2 separate regions of the Homo sapiens genome follow, and region 1 is linked to region 2. Evidence: chromatin contacts called from ENCODE Hi-C or POLR2A ChIA-PET data. All regions are on one chromosome and are shown on one strand. The core of a region is the stretch at or near the end of the contact, and the rest is flanking DNA. Distances in the headings are between cores, read along the strand shown.

Evidence for each region. Hi-C counts contacts between places; a loop is a spot of excess contacts on that map. ChIA-PET counts read pairs that join two places held with the same protein, here RNA polymerase II (POLR2A). Pooled maps may share reads with other maps.
Region 1: a loop to region 2 is called in a map of heart right ventricle, with 8 times the contacts of the local background. The contact joins the enhancer-like site here to the promoter of FSTL1 in region 2. A Hi-C loop is called at or near these places in 27 of 168 maps with a recorded cell type or tissue (GM11168, GM23248, IMR-90 and 21 more), 1 of 37 single-sample maps with no recorded cell type and 27 of 50 pooled maps. POLR2A ChIA-PET finds 5 or more read pairs at or near these places in 9 of 52 experiments (AG04449, AG04450, H1 and 4 more).

What each region holds. Positions count from the first base shown.
Region 1 is chr3:120,554,854-120,558,106 of GRCh38, forward strand. No RefSeq gene overlaps it. Among named protein-coding and RNA genes, the nearest start is that of NDUFB4, 40 kb to the right of the region's middle. Within about 2 kb of position 1,303, at least 10 of the 41 ENCODE cell types and tissues checked have a DNase peak (open chromatin) inside an H3K27ac peak, as active enhancers do; they include adrenal gland and heart right ventricle, where a contact is called at or near this core.
Region 2 is chr3:120,449,367-120,452,362 of GRCh38, forward strand. FSTL1 (follistatin like 1) reads right to left here and starts at 1,626. Exons shown (of 11, transcript NM_007085.5): 1 at 1,531-1,626; 2 at 1,318-1,380. The coding sequence starts at 1,380. LOC124900546 (a long non-coding RNA gene) reads right to left here and starts at 1,288. Exons shown (of 2, transcript XR_007096030.1): 1 at 1-1,288.

The DNA.
Region 1 (3,253 bases), core at 53-2,552, 110 kb after region 2:
TGGAAGCACTAGAACTGTCTGACTAGTGGAAATCCACCAGGATGAGATCAGGTGCTGTTTCTGGCCAGAGGGAGAGATTTGGCAGCCAGATGGGCTCTTAGAAGAGCAATTTAACCAGATGCAGAATGGCAGAGACAGAGTCCCCAGGGCTGGCTATGATACAAAGGGATCTCCTGAAGCGCAGTTGCTTCCACAAAGAAGTTTTGCAAATTCAGACCTTCCTTCCTTGCTGCTTAATTTTCCCCTGGGTGGAAACCTTTGGCATCCGAGAGGGCCAGGGCCAGGTAAGATAGGAGGAAGAGCTAGTGTGTTACTGGGCCAAAGACTTCTGGGTTCTAGTCCAGATTTTTTCAACAACTTCCTGGGTGGCCTTGGACCTTATGTCATCTCCCTAATCTTCAGTTCCCTCATCTATCATGAATGTGTTGGATCAATATGTAATCTCTACAGTCCCTGCTGACTCTCATACTCTATCACTCTAGGATTTTTCTCATAGTGGAGTCATTAGTATCTACTATGCAGGAGACAGAGACCTCCTTTGCCTGGAATTAATATTCTTTCGGTTGGGGAGATGCAATCAGAACTCTGGCCAGTGGAGCTCAATTGAGTCAGTCCCTAGGGTGTGAGATGATCTCATTTTATGGGGAGTGACCCTGCTTACAACAACTTGGAATTCTTTACCTTCTCCACCACATCTGGGAAAGTAAGGACTTGGGATATAGGATAATGAAGAGAGGGCAGGGTAATAATGGGGCAAAGGACTTAAACTGGAGCCATATCTGATTATTTGGTCAATTGTCCTTGCCTCTAGATTATCACTGAGTGTTCCCTTTCTGTAGTCCCTGACTGAAGTCACAGTCATTAATGATGGTAGAAATCCAGGGAGATGAAGCAAGATTACACTGAGGCTTGGTGCCAAGTGTCTACAAGTGTCAGAGACCCCACCCAGGCCTTGGACTTGGCCTTATGGGTACATTCTCCAGGACCGCCCCCACCTCACCCTGCCAGAAAGTGCTCCTCCCCTGGAACCCGCCCCCACCCAGATGACCTTCGCAGCCTTCCTCAGGTGCTCCTGGCTGCTCTCTGCTCCTGCACCACCTCTCTCTGTCAACTTAAACCCATAGTAGCCCCTCCCACTAACTCTCCTCTACTCCCCCAGCTAAGACAGCAGGTCTGCCTTTTTAAACTCAGATCAGGCTACTGGGTGTGAGGTCCATGAGGCCATGGCCTTGTGTCTTTTGGTGCTTGTGAGCTTATCTTGGGCCTGGAAAATCATGCTGAGGAGGAAGATATTCCTGCTGCTGCCACCATGGAAAACAGTGCTGTGTTCCAGGAGCTGGGGAATAGTGTGGCAAGCAGATGACCCTTGTACAGCAGAACATTGATGACCTTCTGGAAGAGACCCAGAGATAAGGAGGGAACAGCTTGTGCGGAAAAGGGAGTCCTAGAAGCCAGTCCAAATATTGCAGATGGAATTCTTGTGAGTGAGGGCTTTCTACAAAACCGTTTGCCAAGACAGCTCACATGTTTGCAAGGCAAACATCTAGGCACAAGCTTACAAAATGAAACAGGCAGCTCAATGGCAGGCCCTGGCATGTTGTCGGTGGGAGGCGGACAAGTGAGGACCATGGGCCTTTCACCTGTCCATTTCTCTCTAGCTGCTATGGGGGGCCTCTAATGCTGTATGAGTTCTTTGACTTTCCAATCTATTTAATAGAAGAGAACCTGGGAAGTTAGCTCATCCAAGTCATGCCTCTGTCTCTACACTGGATGTTACCTGCAGCATGTGATAACAAGACAGTTCTGTTCTTTCAATAAATGCCTCTAGAGGAAAGTGCCCACCTATTCTCTGTGACCCATTCTAGGGTTTAATCGCTGTGAAATCTTGAACAATAGGCCTCACATTGACCTTAAGATGCCCCCTCGGTAGTTTACTTTTATTCCATTTCCTATTGATTACAGGTGGGGAATAGCCACTGACCAAGGTTTTCACTTGAAAGGATGCTTTTAAATACTTGACCATAACAGGCCCCCTTAACCTACACTTATTTAGACCTAATAACTTTAGAAACATTTTATACACTTATTTACTTGATAATCTTTTCCAACTATTCTATAATCTCTGCTAGTGACCACAGCTGCTCTCCCCCCGACAGAGCTCCCCTCTCCTTTCTAGGCACCCCATCTCTTCCCTACCTAAGAAATTTTTCCATCTTCAATGCACCAACATTTGAGCAGCTGTATAAGCACAAAATACTTAATTTGGGAACAGTGTCTGTGGGAAGGAATGCTTTGTTAGTTTCCAAAGTAATGCAAAGCTTAATTTTAGAAAGTAATTTAACTTTTTTTTTTTTTTTTTTTTTGGTTCTGGAAGTCACAGAGATTATGGATTGCACTGCAGAGGCAGCCTGCCTCCTGATGATGCTAGCACTTTGTAGCACTGGGTTTTTCTGCAGCAGTTTCATTTTTGTTCTCATTCAGAGACACAGTGGGTCAGTTCAATAAAAACATTTACTCCCTGAGGTCAGGGCCTATGTCTTGTACAGCCTGTCTGTATGGCCAGGGCCTGACAAGGACAAGTAAGTGGGAAGTATTCTTAAATGTTGAATAGCATTGCATTGCCTATCTGCCTCCCACTCCCTACCTTGGTCTTAAACTTGGTCCAATCAGGTTCTGGAACTAGGAAAGAACAGCTATCAAGTATTGGGCAGGACAGGGACAGGCGGGATCGGATCATACCACTGCTACATTCCATGGCTCCAGGAGAAAGTTATGGTGACAAGATTGAAGAGTATCATGTCCTACCAGATCTGATATCAGTCTCTTCCTCTCAGGGACACACAGGACTAGGAGCTGAAACATAATAGGAATTGGGATAGGAATCTGAACCAATAGAGCCAGATAGATTTGGAGACAGGGACCATGAAATGCAGAAATTAGGGGGGTACATCACCACCACCATAGTAGCAATATTTAGGGCTGGAACTGAGATAGGCTCTTGATAAGTAGCACTGCCCCAGAGCCCTCTGTGGGCTCCAGGTGAAGCACCTTCTATCATTTGCTGGGGTGCCTTTTGACTGTCATGGCATGCTCTAGTGCCTTAACACCACGATTGGTGACATTCCCAATTCCCCAGAAATAAAATTTAAACTCTATTTTCCAAGGGTACACACACACACACACACACACACACACACACACAGTCTCTCTCACTCTCTCTTCCAACTGTGTTATAAGCAAAAGTCAGTTTGAG
Region 2 (2,996 bases), core at 376-2,875:
TTGTGCTTGGAAGTGGTGTGGGTTAATGGTCAAGAGCCTTGGGTCCGGAGCCAGACTGTTTGGGTTCAAATCCCACCCTTAGCATTTAATAGCTGAGAGCATTGGGTAACCTTCGCTGACTCAATTTATCTGTCATTAAAATGGAATTTTATTACAACATAGCAGATATTTAATAAATATTAGCTACTTTTATTTCATTGGCAGTAAAAACAGTTGATTGAGTTTCCACCTCAATCAACAACGTAGTAGTGAATTAAATGAGAATTCAGTACAATGCGTATTTTTTAAAAATTGTGAAGACCTTGTATGCATTTATGACTTTTTTGGGCAGAGTCAAGCTGCGATGCTAAGGGTGTGGTTAAACTGTAATATGAAGGAAAAAATTCAAACAGGGAGCATAAACCACCCACCAGGGAGCTATTTCTTTTGTAATGTGCATTCCATTTCTTCTCCCTCATGCTTTTTAATTCCTTCCATATTTCCTGCCATAATTATCAAATGTTTAGTTTCTGACCTCACTTTCCTGGAGACTGGAGCCCGGGGAATTTAGAATTGTTTATTTTCTGTCCATAAACCTTTGAGTTAATGGAGCGGCTTCTGAGCAAAGAGTTTGTTGGTTTGTTTGTAGTGTCTCAGGAAGGTCGTTAGAGTTGAAAAAATTGGTACAAAAAAACAAGCGCTGAAATGCTTTAACTGGAAACTCGAGCCCCCAAAGAGCAGAGCAATGGATCTTCTCTTACACTTGCGCAACGTTACAGGGAACACTTGGGAAAAGGCCGTTACATTGCCCAGATGATAACACAAAACCCGAGGACACTTCACAAAGAAGAAAATACATTTCAGAGAATCATGATCTCACTTTAAAAGAGAGAAAGGAAAATTAATTTTGCCCCAAAAGAAGAATCCCGATTCCTCTGCCCCCGCCCCCAGGAGACAGACTTGGGAGGGAAAAGTCCCCAACTACTCTCAGTCTCCTCTGAAGTGAAGGACGGAACTGAGGCGCCTTTTTGAACTCGCTGCTGCTCCAGTCGCCGCCTCGTCCCCGTCGGCCCAGCCCGTCCCCTCTCCTCCTCCCCGCTCTCCCTCCATGTTAGCCGCGGCGGGGCTCCCGCTTACGGCCCGAACTACTTTTCCTGCTTTAAAGATTTAAGTTTCGTAAGCAGCATTACTGCCCCAGCTCCACCCCAGCACACCCCAAGGACCGAAACTCCCAGCGCCACCCCGGGAGAGCATCCCCAGGACGCGCGCCCACCCGCCCAGCGCGCAGACCCAAGAGGCCCCGGGGACCGAGTTCGGACTCCTCGGCCCCTCGCCTACCTCGGCGCGGACCCAGGCGACCGCCACCAGCGCGAGCGCGAGCGCGAGCCAGCGTTTCCACATCTGCGGAAGAGAGAAGAGAGCGAGTCTGAAGGCGCCGGGCCCCGCGCTGACCTGGGAAACTTGCTCGGGTCCCGCAGGCTCGCTCCGGCCGCCCAAGCACCCCCGGCCGCCCGAAGAGTCCGGCCTCCGCGCCGTGCGCCCTGCGCTCACCGTGGTCTGGTCCAGGTCTCCTGGGGGCGCGGGGCAGGACGGCGGCAGCGAGCTGTAAGCGGAGGTGGGAGCTCCGCCGATCGCCAGCCTCGGAGGAAATGCGACCTCCCCTCGCCGCCCCTTAAGACCTCTCCTTCCCCGCCTGCCTGCCCCCCCAGCTCCTCCCCATTCTCCTCCCCCTTCTGCTGCAGCGGCCCCCGCGGCTCCCGCTCCCCCTCCTTCCGACCCCTGCTCCGGGGAGCCCGCGGGAGTCCTGGCGCCGCCGAACCCCTCTCTCCGCACGGTCCCTCGTCCGGCGCCCCTTCGGCCCCCTGGACGTGGAGCGGAGGCAGAGGGGGTGTCCCGTGGGTCCCTGCCACAAAGGGGTAGGGGGAAGGGAAACCCCACCCCGGGAGGGGCTGCTGGCTGGCGGCGGCCCGGGCGGGCTGCGGCGGTGGCCAGGTGGGCGGTGCCGTGGGGGGCCCGGGAAGGTCCGGGACTGGAACCTGGAGGAAAAGACGTCCCGCGGCCTAGGAAGCGGAGCCGCCCCCCATGGCTGAAGGGGGAGGCCCAGGGAGGCAGAGGAGACCCCGCATCCCGGGGTCACGGCAGCAGGGCAGCGGGGCACCGGGAAGTGGGCGCAGGGCCGGGAAGACCGGCCGGCGTGGGGAAGGCTGCTGTGGGTTCTACAGTGCATTGTCCCGGGTGAGGTGGCGGCCGCCCTGCTCTGCTGGGAAGATCCTGAGTCCAGCGTTTGCCGGCAGCCTCATCCCCTCCTTCCCTCGGGCCGGGGAGCGGTGTCCCCCTCCTCTCTTCCGCCCACTCACTCATCACCTGTGTCCCTCCTCCCATCCCTGTCATCCCAAGTAGCCTCTGTGTTCAGGATTGCCATCTTCACCACCTTCTTCCCAGCCCTTGGCCTTCGAAAGTGTGCTACCTCTTTGACAGGGTTAACTCCCTAAAATGCTCCTAATTAAGGCGCCTTTCCTGCCATAACTAGTAAGGAGAGCAGATCCACTTAGCAACTCAGATTTCACATGCCCAAGACTAAGCCTCACTTCCCCCAGCTTCAGGGCCTGCTTATCTACCTCTTTCAGGGTGGTTGCCTTCAAACCTATCTCCTTTTCTCAGAGCCGGCTTGTACCCATAGCCTGGCAGTTTAGCCGCTGAGATCTCATATGCATCCCCTCGCCTCCGTTCACATGTCCACTTTCCTAGGCCAGACCTTCATCCTCCCTCACTCAGAAATTCTGGAAACCTCCTTTCGTTGTCCTCTGACTCCAGGCTCTCCCCTGTAGTCTCCACTGCAATCCATTGTCATATTCTTTCCCTTATTTTAAACATTGTCTTCCTCGTGTTCATGTTCTTCCTCTACTCAGAAACTTCAGCGTTCTTCTACCCACATCAAATCCAAACTCTGCCTTTCTTATAAGCCCTGCATTACTGGGCCCACCCTGTCCATCTAACTTCTCTTCAACTACATCAGC